Linked DNA regions of Homo sapiens: all the other regions are linked to region 2. Evidence: chromatin contacts called from ENCODE Hi-C or POLR2A ChIA-PET data. All regions are on one chromosome and are shown on one strand. Each heading gives the region's core, a stretch centred on a gene start or an enhancer-like site at or near the end of the contact. The rest is flanking DNA. Distances are from core to core; before and after follow the strand shown.

What was found. A loop is a pair of places that touch in the nucleus more often than their neighbours do. ChIA-PET counts read pairs that join two places held with the same protein, here RNA polymerase II (POLR2A). Pooled maps may share reads with other maps.
Region 1: a pooled map shows a loop between it and region 2 (2.1-fold over the local background). The contact joins two enhancer-like sites. A Hi-C loop is called at or near these places in 3 of 50 pooled maps. POLR2A ChIA-PET finds 5 or more read pairs at or near these places in 2 of 52 experiments (CD4-positive, alpha-beta memory T cell and activated T-cell).
Region 3: a loop to region 2 is called in a map with no recorded cell type, with 4 times the contacts of the local background. The contact joins two enhancer-like sites. A Hi-C loop is called at or near these places in 4 of 37 single-sample maps with no recorded cell type and 5 of 50 pooled maps. POLR2A ChIA-PET finds 5 or more read pairs at or near these places in 2 of 52 experiments (OCI-LY7 and activated T-cell).

Annotation. Positions count from the first base shown.
Region 1 is chr7:2,756,088-2,759,689 of GRCh38, forward strand. The region is part of intron 2 of GNA12 (G protein subunit alpha 12); the gene reads right to left. It also overlaps a transcript of AMZ1 not described here. Among named protein-coding and RNA genes, the nearest start is that of AMZ1, 70 kb to the left of the region's middle. RefSeq lists an enhancer at 1,901-2,190. Within about 2 kb of position 2,269, at least 37 of the 41 ENCODE cell types and tissues checked have a DNase peak (open chromatin) inside an H3K27ac peak, as active enhancers do.
Region 2 is chr7:3,148,746-3,152,014 of GRCh38, forward strand. LOC100129603 (a long non-coding RNA gene) reads right to left here. Exons shown (of 4, transcript NR_126024.1): 3 at 236-323. Among named protein-coding and RNA genes, the nearest start is that of CARD11, 110 kb to the left of the region's middle. Within about 2 kb of position 1,471, at least 2 of the 41 ENCODE cell types and tissues checked have a DNase peak (open chromatin) inside an H3K27ac peak, as active enhancers do.
Region 3 is chr7:2,727,839-2,731,304 of GRCh38, forward strand. It overlaps GNA12 (G protein subunit alpha 12), which reads right to left. Exons shown (of 4, transcript NM_007353.3): 4 at 267-3,466. The coding sequence ends at 3,343. It also overlaps a transcript of AMZ1 not described here. Among named protein-coding and RNA genes, the nearest start is that of AMZ1, 41 kb to the left of the region's middle. Within about 2 kb of position 2,138, at least 16 of the 41 ENCODE cell types and tissues checked have a DNase peak (open chromatin) inside an H3K27ac peak, as active enhancers do.

The sequences.
Region 1 (3,602 bases), core at 1,019-3,518, 390 kb before region 2:
CAAAAGAAAAGTAATATGGATCAACCGAATAGAAATGAGAGTGCAGAAACAGGCCCCCACATATATGGCCAATTGATTTATAAAAAATTGACAAGGCAACTCAAATGAGGAAAGGAAAAGTTTTCAACAAATGGTGCTGGAAAAACTGGTGATCTGCACATAACTTAAAAAAAACTCTCATTTGGAGGATCAGAAAATCAAAAAAGGACATTGATTCTAACTATGTCCTATATAAATCTAATTCAAACTGGATCACTAAAACTAGACTGAAAAAAACATAGGATGTCAGGTATGGTGGCTCACATTTATAATCCTACGAGTTCAAGACCAGCCTGGGCAATAGAGTGAGACCTCATCTCTGCAAAAAATTTTTAAAAATTAGTCAGGTGTGGTGGCACACGCCTATAGTCCCAGCTACTCAGGAGGCTGAGGCAGGAAGATCTCTTGAGCCCGGGAGGTCGAGGCTGCAGTGAGCCACAATCGTGCCACTGCACTACAGCCTGAGTGAGACCCTGTCTCAAACAAACAAACAAACAAACAAAAACATAGGAGAGGATCTGTGTGATCTTGGGTTAGGAAAAGATTTCTGTGCTGTCAGAATTCTAAGATGAGCCTCGATGACAGACGCCCCTGTCTTTCCCTGGAGTGTGGAAGGGACCTGAGAATATGATGGAACATCACTTTTGTGATTTGGTTACTTTAAGTTAGTCAAAGAGGAGGTGCTCTTGGGCCAGGTATGGTGGCTCATGCCAAGGTGGGAGGATCCCTTGAGCCCAGGCCATTTGAGGTTGGTCTGGGTAACACAGTGAGACCTCATCTCTATTAAAAATTTAAAAAGTAGCCGGGTGTGGTGGCACATGCCTGTAGTTCCAGCTACTCAGGAGGCTGAAGTGGAAGGTTCTCTTGAGCTGGGGAGTTCGAGGCTGCAGTGAACCGTGATTGTGCCAGTGGCACTCCAGTCTGGGCAACAGAGCGATACTCTGTCCCAAGGCGGGGGAAAAAAGGAGGTGACCTTGGCAGGCCCGATCTAATCAGGTGGGCCTTTTTTTTTTTTTTTTTTTTTTTTGAGACGGAGTCTTGCTCTGTCACCCAGGCTGGAGTGTAGTGGCACGATCTTGGCTCACTGCAAGCTCTGCCTCCCGGGTTCACGCCATTCTCCTGCCTCAGCCTCCCAAGTAGCTGGGACCGCAGCGCCCGCCACCATGCCCGGCTAATTTTTTGTAGTTTTAGTAGAGACAGGGTTTCGCCATGTCAGGTGGGCCTTTTAAAAGAGGTGCTCTCCTGCTGACCTAGAAGAAAGCACACAGCCGTGTTATGAGGAGGAGCCACGTGGCAAGGAAGTGAGGGCACCCCTAGGAGCTGCCAGCTAGTAAGAAAATGGGACATCAGTCAGAGGACTGCAAGGAAATGAACTCTGCCAGTACCAGTGAGCTTGAAAAAGGATGACAAGCCTTAGATGGGAACGCGGCCAGGTGCACCAGCCTGCGAGGTTCCGAGCAGAGCACGTGGCGAACTCTGGATGCCCAGGCTGCTGACCCAAGCACATTGGGAGATCATTACATCTGTGCCGTTTTAAGTTGCTAATTGGTGGTAATCTTTTCATCCAGCAACAAAAAACCTTTAGTACTTCTTAGGGCAAAATAACCATGAAGCATAAAGGAAAATGTCATCTTCCCTGCACATTCTCAGCCCCAGGGACCTCTTGCACTTAGTACGTACTGAACGCTTGCTGAGTCAATGAAGACATGTGTTTTTTCAAACCTGACTTTTTAAATGGCAGCTTAAATATTTTTTCCTTTAATAGCTTAGTGGTTCTCTGACTCCTGTTCGCTGTCCCCACATCAGAATAGCAATAATAAGGAATGATTCTTCCCTCCCCCTGCAAATGTAGCTGCCTGGTTAACACAGAACACAAGCTCTACAGACCTAATAAATGTCTGGAAAACCTCTTGCTTGGGGATGAGTCACTCCCTAACTCAAAACCAACAGGATGAGTCAGCAGCTGTTGCTTCAGGCTCTTTATGGAAAGCCCCTCTATTTTTACTATCCTATTCTTAAACAAAGACAAAAACCCAAAAACTCAACATCTCCCCAACTATCGATGCTTACAGTATTAGAAATGAAAACTCAGAGCTTTTAAGAAAACAAGGCTTTAGGGCCGGGTGCAGTGGCTCACACTGTAATCCTAGCACTTTAAGAAAACAAGGCTCTGCAAACACTTATCTCATTCGCCATCCAAGTGATGACATCCTCATACGTCGTGTGGCCTCTGAAAAGCTCCAATGCAGGCTTGCACATGAAAGAGGGTGTAAAGGGCAGACAGTGTCTCAGCAGTTTCATGTGTTCTGTGCTGTCAGGGTTCTAAGACGAGCCTCAATGACACACGCCCTGTGCAATTTCTTCCCCTGCAGCGTGGGAGGAAGCTGGAGTGTGATGGAACGTATCTCCTGTGATTGGGCGACTTTCAGCTAAGCCAAAGGGAGGTGATCTTGGTGGGCCTGATCTAATCAGGGGAGCCTTTCAAGGAACCTGGGGGAACCCCTGAAAGGGTCTCGGGGGCCCCCACAGCACACTTGGAGGAACCCCTGTGCTAGAGAGGTTGGTGCCTGTGTAGCAGCGTGCCCCTAACAGCAGAGTCACAGCCCTAGGCTGGAAGCCACCAGTGCCCACCTCTGGTTCAGTGGATAATCAAGTGCAGTTTACTCATCTAATAGAACACCACAGAAGAATGGATATGAGAGGGTTATCACCGCATGTATCAACATGATGGGTCTCTGCTGGGCGCGGTGGCTCATGCCTATAATCCCAGCGCTCTGGGAGGCCGAGGTGGATCACCTGAGGTCAGGAGTTCGAGACCAGCCTCCTGATATGGTGAAACACCGTCTCTACTAAAAATACAAAAACTAGCGGGGCGTGGTGGTGGGCGCCTGTAATCCCAGCTACTGGGGAGGCTGAGGCAGGAGAATCACTTGAACCCAGGGGGCGGAGGTTGCAATGAGCCGAGATTACACCATTGCACTCAGCCCTGGGCCACAGAGCAAAACACTGTCTCAAAATAAATAAATAAATAAATAAATAAATAAATAAATAAATAAATAAATAAAATAAAAATAAAAACCCCATGATGGATCTCAAAATATAACGCTGAAGAAATAAGTCATAAAATGGTTATACTGTCCTTATTTACATGAAGTTAAAACACAGGCAAAAGGAAACAAAGCGCTAGCTGTAAGAACTCACACCTACCTTGCACTTCCTATGTGCCTGCACTGTTCTAAGGGCCTCCCCCATATCACCTTCATTCTCACAATACTCACGGTGTGTTATTACTGTTCTGTCCATGTGACAGATGGGAAGACTGAGACAAAGTGGTTAAATAACATGCCCAAGTGGTAAGTTACTACTGTTTAGGAATAGGTGGTAAAAAGACAAGTAAAAGGAAAGGAATAATTAGCCAAATACTAGAATAGTGGTGACGCTGGGGTGGCGGTAGTGGCTCACATGGGGTTTATGAATTACTGTTGATGTTTTTCATCTGAGTGGCAGGTTCAGAGGTGTTTGTTCATGCTGTTTCACGCTGTGCCTATTTTTTCAGACCCTCT
Region 2 (3,269 bases), core at 221-2,720:
ATAGCTCACTGCAGCCTTAACCTCCTGGGCTCAAGCAATCCTCCTGCCTCACCCTCCTGAGTAGCTGGAACTACAGGCATGCACCACCATGCCCAGCTAATTTTTTGTTGTTGTTATTTTGTAGAGATGTAGACGTCTTGCTATGTTTCCTAGTGTATTAGTCTGTTCTTGCAGTGCTGTAAAGAACTACCTGAAATCAGGTAATTTATAAATAAAAGAGGTTTAATTGACTCACCGTTCCACAGACTATACAGGAAGCATGGCTAGGGAAGGCCTCAGGAAACTCACAATCACGGTGGAAGGCAACGGCGAAGCAGACACGTCTTACATGGACAGAGGAGAAGGAAGAGAAAGAACGGGGAGATGCTACATACTTTTAATCAACCAGATCTCGTGAGAACTCACTCAATATCATGAGAACAGCAAGGGAGAATTCCTCCCCCATGATCCAATCACCTCCCATCAGGCCCCACCTGCAGCACTGGGGCTAACAATTCAACACGAGATTTGGCTGGGAACACAGATGCAAACCATATCACCCAGGCTGGTGTTGAACCCCTGGGCTCAAGCAATCCTCGTGCCTTGGCCTCCCAAAGTGTTGGAATTACAGGCGTGAGCAGCTGCACCGGGCCAGGATGGCTTCTTCTCACAAGGAGTGTCTACTCCCAAACCCAGTGCTGACCTTGTGGCCCTGCTCCATGAAATGCTCCAACACCCACCCACCTTCCAAGCCAGCACCAGGGGAGCTGCCTGGCCCATTGCTCTCCCAACACACATTTCGGCCACCAAGCCCTGGCTCCAAACTTGTCCCTTCACTTTATCCCAGATGCAACACCTGCAAATGGCAGCCGTCCATTGATCCCGACAACAAAAACAGTGAGGCATTGACTTCTCCCAATCTGCCCCCAGCCACAGACCAGATTCAGCTGAAACTGGCATCAGCTGGGTGGGATCCTCTTGAGTGGCTCCTTTTGCCTAACGGGCAGGTTCCAGACAGCCTAGCACGTTTCATCAGGGTTGCCACGACCAGGCCCTGTGGATATCAGCAGGCTTTCCTATTCTCACTGGCCAGTCTCTGGACCGGCCCTGGTCTCCCAGCCACAGCACTTCCTCCTGCATCACCTTTGTGGGTGCCCTTAACAGACGTCTGCACCTTTCCCACCATGTACTTGCAACCTCCCTCCTCTGAGAAGCCCTCCGGTCTCTCTCTGGCTTGCAGCAGGGGGGCTGTGGCTCCTCTAGGCCCCCAGAGCTCCTGCAGCTGCCCCTCCCCTGTTGCAGTCCGCACCTCACCACGCTCCACTTCCTCCTTTCCAAACCTGTTGTTCCCACGGCCCTGTGAGTGCCAGGAAAGATGACACACATCTCCTGTCTCTCTCCCCAGCCAAGACTCTGCCCCACAAACAGGCCTGATGTTTTCACACACCTGGGAGTTACTTTAATCTGCGATGCTGAGACATGCAGACATGGGCATCCCTGCCAGGAAAAAAGGAGTTTACACTCACTGACCCCTGAAAACCGGAGGCAGCCCCCGCAGGGCTGCAGGCGGAAGCACCTGGGTGGGTCATGAGTTAGAGAGATAGGGGACTAGTGCGGCTGTCCCCTTATTCAGACAGCTCTCCAATCAGGAAACCACTGTTATTAAAAGTCCCCTTGCTTATTTCATTTTGCTAAGCCTTACTTGCATGCATCGTGTATCTTTCACATAACATTTCCCCATTTGCTTATGTCACAGGGTTCGCTAACTACAGGCGAGAAAGAAAACATTCCCAATGAGTGCAGACACACGTGCCCTCTATTGTGTTCATTCCGGGTTAAATAATTAGGTTATTGGGAGTCTCTGTTTTTGTCTTTGGTTTTTTTTTAGAGACAGGGTCTCACTCTGTCACCCAGGCTGCAGTGCAGTGGCACAATCACAGCTCACTGCAGCCTCGACCTCCCTGATCTCAAGCAATTCTCCCACCTCAGCCTCCCAAGTAGCTGGGACTACAGGTGTGCACCACCACACTCAGCTAATTATTATTATTATTATTATTTGTAGAGACAGAGTTTCTCCATGTTGCCCAGTCTTCTGGTCTCAAACTCCTGAGCTCAAGCAATTTGCCGGCCTCGGTATTGGTGTTTTAAATGCTCAATGTTACGCAAAAATGCTTGGTGGATTCCCACCCCCCACCCCAATACAATGAAACATGGTATCTCATTCAAAAGCGTTGCCCTACTTGTGACTCCTTTCAAGGAGTGGGTTAGGTTGATTTTTCACTCAGCAATCAGCAATAGAGTTTCAATTCATTATTTTAAACTGCTACATAGTATTCTATAATATGGATATACCTAAATGCATCCAGCTACTCTATAGATGAAAATTTACTTTGTTTCTATTTTCCCCCACTCCAGACAATACTATACCATCCTTGGGTTGTTGTTTTTTCCTCCAGTATAAACCACGCAGTAAAAATCATTCATTTTCCGGCCAGGCTTGGTGGCTTACACCTATAATCCCAGCACTTTCGGAGGCTGAGGTGGGAGGATCACCTGAGGTCAGGAGTTCAAGACCAGCCTCACTAACATTAAAAATACTCTATTAAAAATACAAAAATTAGCCAGGTGTAGTGGCTCCTGCCTATAATCTCAGCTACTTGGAAGGTTGAGGTAGGAGAATCTCTTGAATCTAGGAGGCAGAGGTTGCAGTGAGCTGAGATCTTGCCACTGCACTCCAGCCTGGGTGACAGAGCAAGACTCTGTCTCACACAAAAAAAAAAAAAAAAAAAAAAAAAAAAAAAAAATCATTCGTTTTCCTTGTCCCAAACAGTGCTGCAATAAACATCCTCCTCTATGTTTTTCATGTGTCGTTGGTTTTACTAGTGTAGGACAGATTCCCAAAAGTGAGGTTTCTTGCTAAAGAGCATGCATTTTAAATTTTAATAGACATTGTATGGTTAATTTGTGTAAAGTTGAAAGCAATTCACACTCATGAACAAGGAATTTGAGTACCCAGCTTCGTGTATTGTTGAGGCATTGGAAGTTACTGTTCATTTTCTAGACTAAGAGATGAAAAATAGTATCCCATAATTAATTTTATTTGCACCTTGAATGTGAGGTTGAGCAACTGTTTCTAAGCCCGATAGGCAATTTTGATGCCCCCTTCTGTGAACTGTCTGTTTATATCTTCTTGAACTATTTTTCTCTAAAGTCTCGGTTTTCTCATCCATAAAATGGGGAAATGAGAGTACGTATCTCGCGGGAGTCATGAAGATTTAATGAATCAGTGG
Region 3 (3,466 bases), core at 888-3,387, 420 kb before region 2:
CGAGGTCAGGAGATAGAGACCACCCTGGCCAACATGGTGAAACCCTGTCTCTACTAAAAATACAAAAAATTAGCTGGGTGTGGTGGCGGGCGCCTGTAGACCCAGCTACTTGAGAGGCTGAGGCTGAAGAATCGTTTGAACCCACGAGGTGGAGGGAGACTCTGTCTCAAAAAAAAAAAAAAAAAAAAAATTAGGATGAGAGTGATCTGCTGTGAATCCTGGGGAATGAAAAATCAATTTAGTGTTGGTTTTGAATACTGGCACTATTTTATATTAAGCAAAGAAAGACTAAATTTATTTTAATAAACATTCAGAGGCTGAGGGTGGCCAAATTTTCAAGCCAGACCCTCCCAATGTTAATACACTGTGCAAAGCTTACACCATGAACAACTGACCCGGACCACTACCATTCCAATGGGAGCCTCTGCCTTACAATACCAGGTTAGATGTCTGTGCCCAGAACCCCTAAATTAGTTACAACTAATAATCTTCTTTCAAGAGTTTTTTTTTTCAATCTTGGAGTTAACAATCTGACTTATTTTTCTTTTATCAAAGAAGTAGGAAAATTACAATAAGAATTCTAGAGATCTCTATAAATTACAGACCTATGACTCAAAATCCTTGAAACAATTTCTCTACGAACATAAGAGTTAAAAATAGATTTCAGTAAAACCCTATATGCGTCTTATGTGTACACAGTATAGCTATGAGGAACAGATCTTATTTTGAGGAACTTTATTGTTACATTTTTGCAATAATTGAGGCACAACTACCTCCTGCTTTTCCAACATCTTAATAAAAAAGACAATAAGGATTAACAGTGAAATTAAAATTAAAAAATACAAAAGCCTAAGGTTCTGGAGACAAAACTGACTAGAGTCTATGTGTAGCCAAGTTGTGAATGACAGTTTAGCCTTGCAGAGTTTCCTTCTTCTCCAATTACAATGTGTTACAGAATTTGGAAGGGGGTGTCTTTAAAAACGTTCTAATTCACCCCGGTCATGAGGAGGAGGAGGAGGAAGTCCAGCTCAGCAAGGCCAAGTGCCTCGGCCAGGGCGGTGGGGTCAGCGCTGAGCGGGTCAAGAGCCCGCGCCGGGGGCCATCCCCCTGCGCTTTCTATCGAGTTAAACGGACCCCACAATATCTCCTTCCTCTCATGCTTCTGGTTTGAAAGTGACGAGTAAATATGTCAGACTGTTTAAAGGAAAACAAGCACTCATTGACAAGGCCGGACTACTCAGGAAGGTGTTTCAAACAACTCCCCTGCTACGCGAATCACAGCGCTGCTGTCGCCAACAGCGCCGCGAAGAGGCTCTCCCCGTTGGCGGAGGACCCGCTTGCACTTCCTCTGGGCTCTGGATTCTAACACACACAGGAGACACAGCGAAAGCTGACCCAGAAGGCAAACAAAGCTCACCACGCTCCGGACCGGGCTGCGCGTCACTGTTGCAGACTGCAAATGGGACCTGAGACCACCCCGAGGGCCCCACCAGGAGCTCTCTTTCTCCTTTAAAACGTGGTCATCGGCACTCATCTCCGGTCACATCCGTGAGGTCTGTGAAGAGCCACAGAAGCAGTACAAAAACAGCGACTTCTTTATCCAGCCAAAAAAGGAGCCACAAGCCCAGCAAACACTGACACACAGCCTCGAGCACTGCGAGAGAGAGTTCCATGCTGTCTCCCGATGAGAACGCTGTGCTAACAGGGTGACCCAGAGGCAGGTTTCCCCTCCCTCTTCTGCTTCTGCATCTGCCCCAAGGGCTTGCGTTTACCGGGTTTGCGGAAAACAAGCCAAGGGTGAGCTGCAGAGGGGCTCGGGGCTCGGGGCAGCACGGCCTCGGGACGAGGGCCCTGGGATATGTGACTGAGCCACAGCAACATTCGGGTGCCAATTAAGAGGACGCTTTTCATTTTCTTGTAAATGCTAGGACACATCCCAAAACACACTAGGCAGGATTTCTCAGTAGAGTGATACACAGAGGGGACCAGCTTGGAATGCAATGTATTTTAAACACAGTGAAAGCCACCTGGCAGGTAGCTGGACAAGTGAGCTGGGCCCAGGACTGGCCAGCTCGTATCAACATTCACAGGCTCCCGCGGGCTCCCCCAGGACAGCGGCATCCGAGAGTGTTTACTCTTCTGCAAGCACAGTCATAGAAGCGAGGGGCCTCGATGAGAATCAGACTTAGGGAGAGCGGCGAACAGGCACGGCTGTCCAAAGGCACTGGTGGAGCGGCAGTTTGGAGAAACTCAAGATTCCTCCAGCGTCTGTGGGCTTCCCGAAAGGTCAGCTGTTAGCTCGCCAAGCAGCTGGGGCATTAACAAAAGCTCTGCTAGTGGCCTTGCCAGCTTTCTGAAGCCCCAGAAGAGGAATGTTTCTGAAAGAAGGAAACGCTATGTGCTGCCAACTGTGTGTGAGCAGATGACTTGCAGGAAGATGGGAGAGCCGTCTGCAAGGGGACCTGGTTTCTGTGTCTTTGCCGTTGGGTTGGGCAGTGGGTGGCTAAGGGGAGAAGAGCACCGCTGTGTGTGCACGGACGGAGCGGCAGTCACCGTGGGCATCCTGTCTCACTCCGTGTTGTGCTGCTGGGCATGGGGCAGGGTGGGAAGGGCTGAGCCTGCTGTAGGGGCGTAAGGTGAATCCACACCTGCAGAGCTCTGCAGCCCGTCCTCAGAGCTGGGAAGGGATCCTAGGCACGGCTCCTCAGCTTCATCTGAGAGGCTTGGACTAGGGGCTCTTAGGAAATCGGCACGGGAGTTTGAAAAGGCAACGTGCTCCCTTTGGGAGGTGGCCTTCAGACACTGCGGCTGGGGCTGCAGGGCCGGGCTCAGGCACTGAGTTTAGCAGCATCGGCGTGCACTGGATCTCTACAAGCTACTGTTAGGCAAAGCTTTCAGGTTAGTCTGTCTCAGGGAAGACTTGTGAGTTAGAAAAGCCGTCTGCAAGGCCAGCTGGTTTTTGTGTTTCTGTCATTAAAGACAGAGCGTGTGTACACACATACACACACAACACGGTCCTCAATTAAACTGCGTCAGAAAAAGAGGAACGTTTCTGTAAAAGCAAAGCAAGCTGTGTGATTAGGTGTTCCGTATTCACAACATCATCACTCGGATTTTCAGTAGTTTCACTCGCCCCCAGGATTCAGTAGCTAACGTGACAGTTTCCATGTCCTTTTGCCTAGAGCTCGCTGGCTGGCTGGTCTGACAGCATTCCTGAGCCAGGTATTCCAGGGCACGGATCCGAGAAACCCACTCAAGGACCACACAGACAACACACACCCAAGAGTCTGACCGACAGCCGTGGGGGCTGCTCAACGACGACAAACCCCGGGGCTTCCTCGCTCACTGCAGCATGATGTCCTTCAGGTTCTCCTGCAGGATGGTGTCTTTCACAGCATGGAACACGAAGCGGACGTTCTCGGTGTCGATGGCGGTGGTGAAGTGGTGGAAGAGTGGCTTGCTGCGG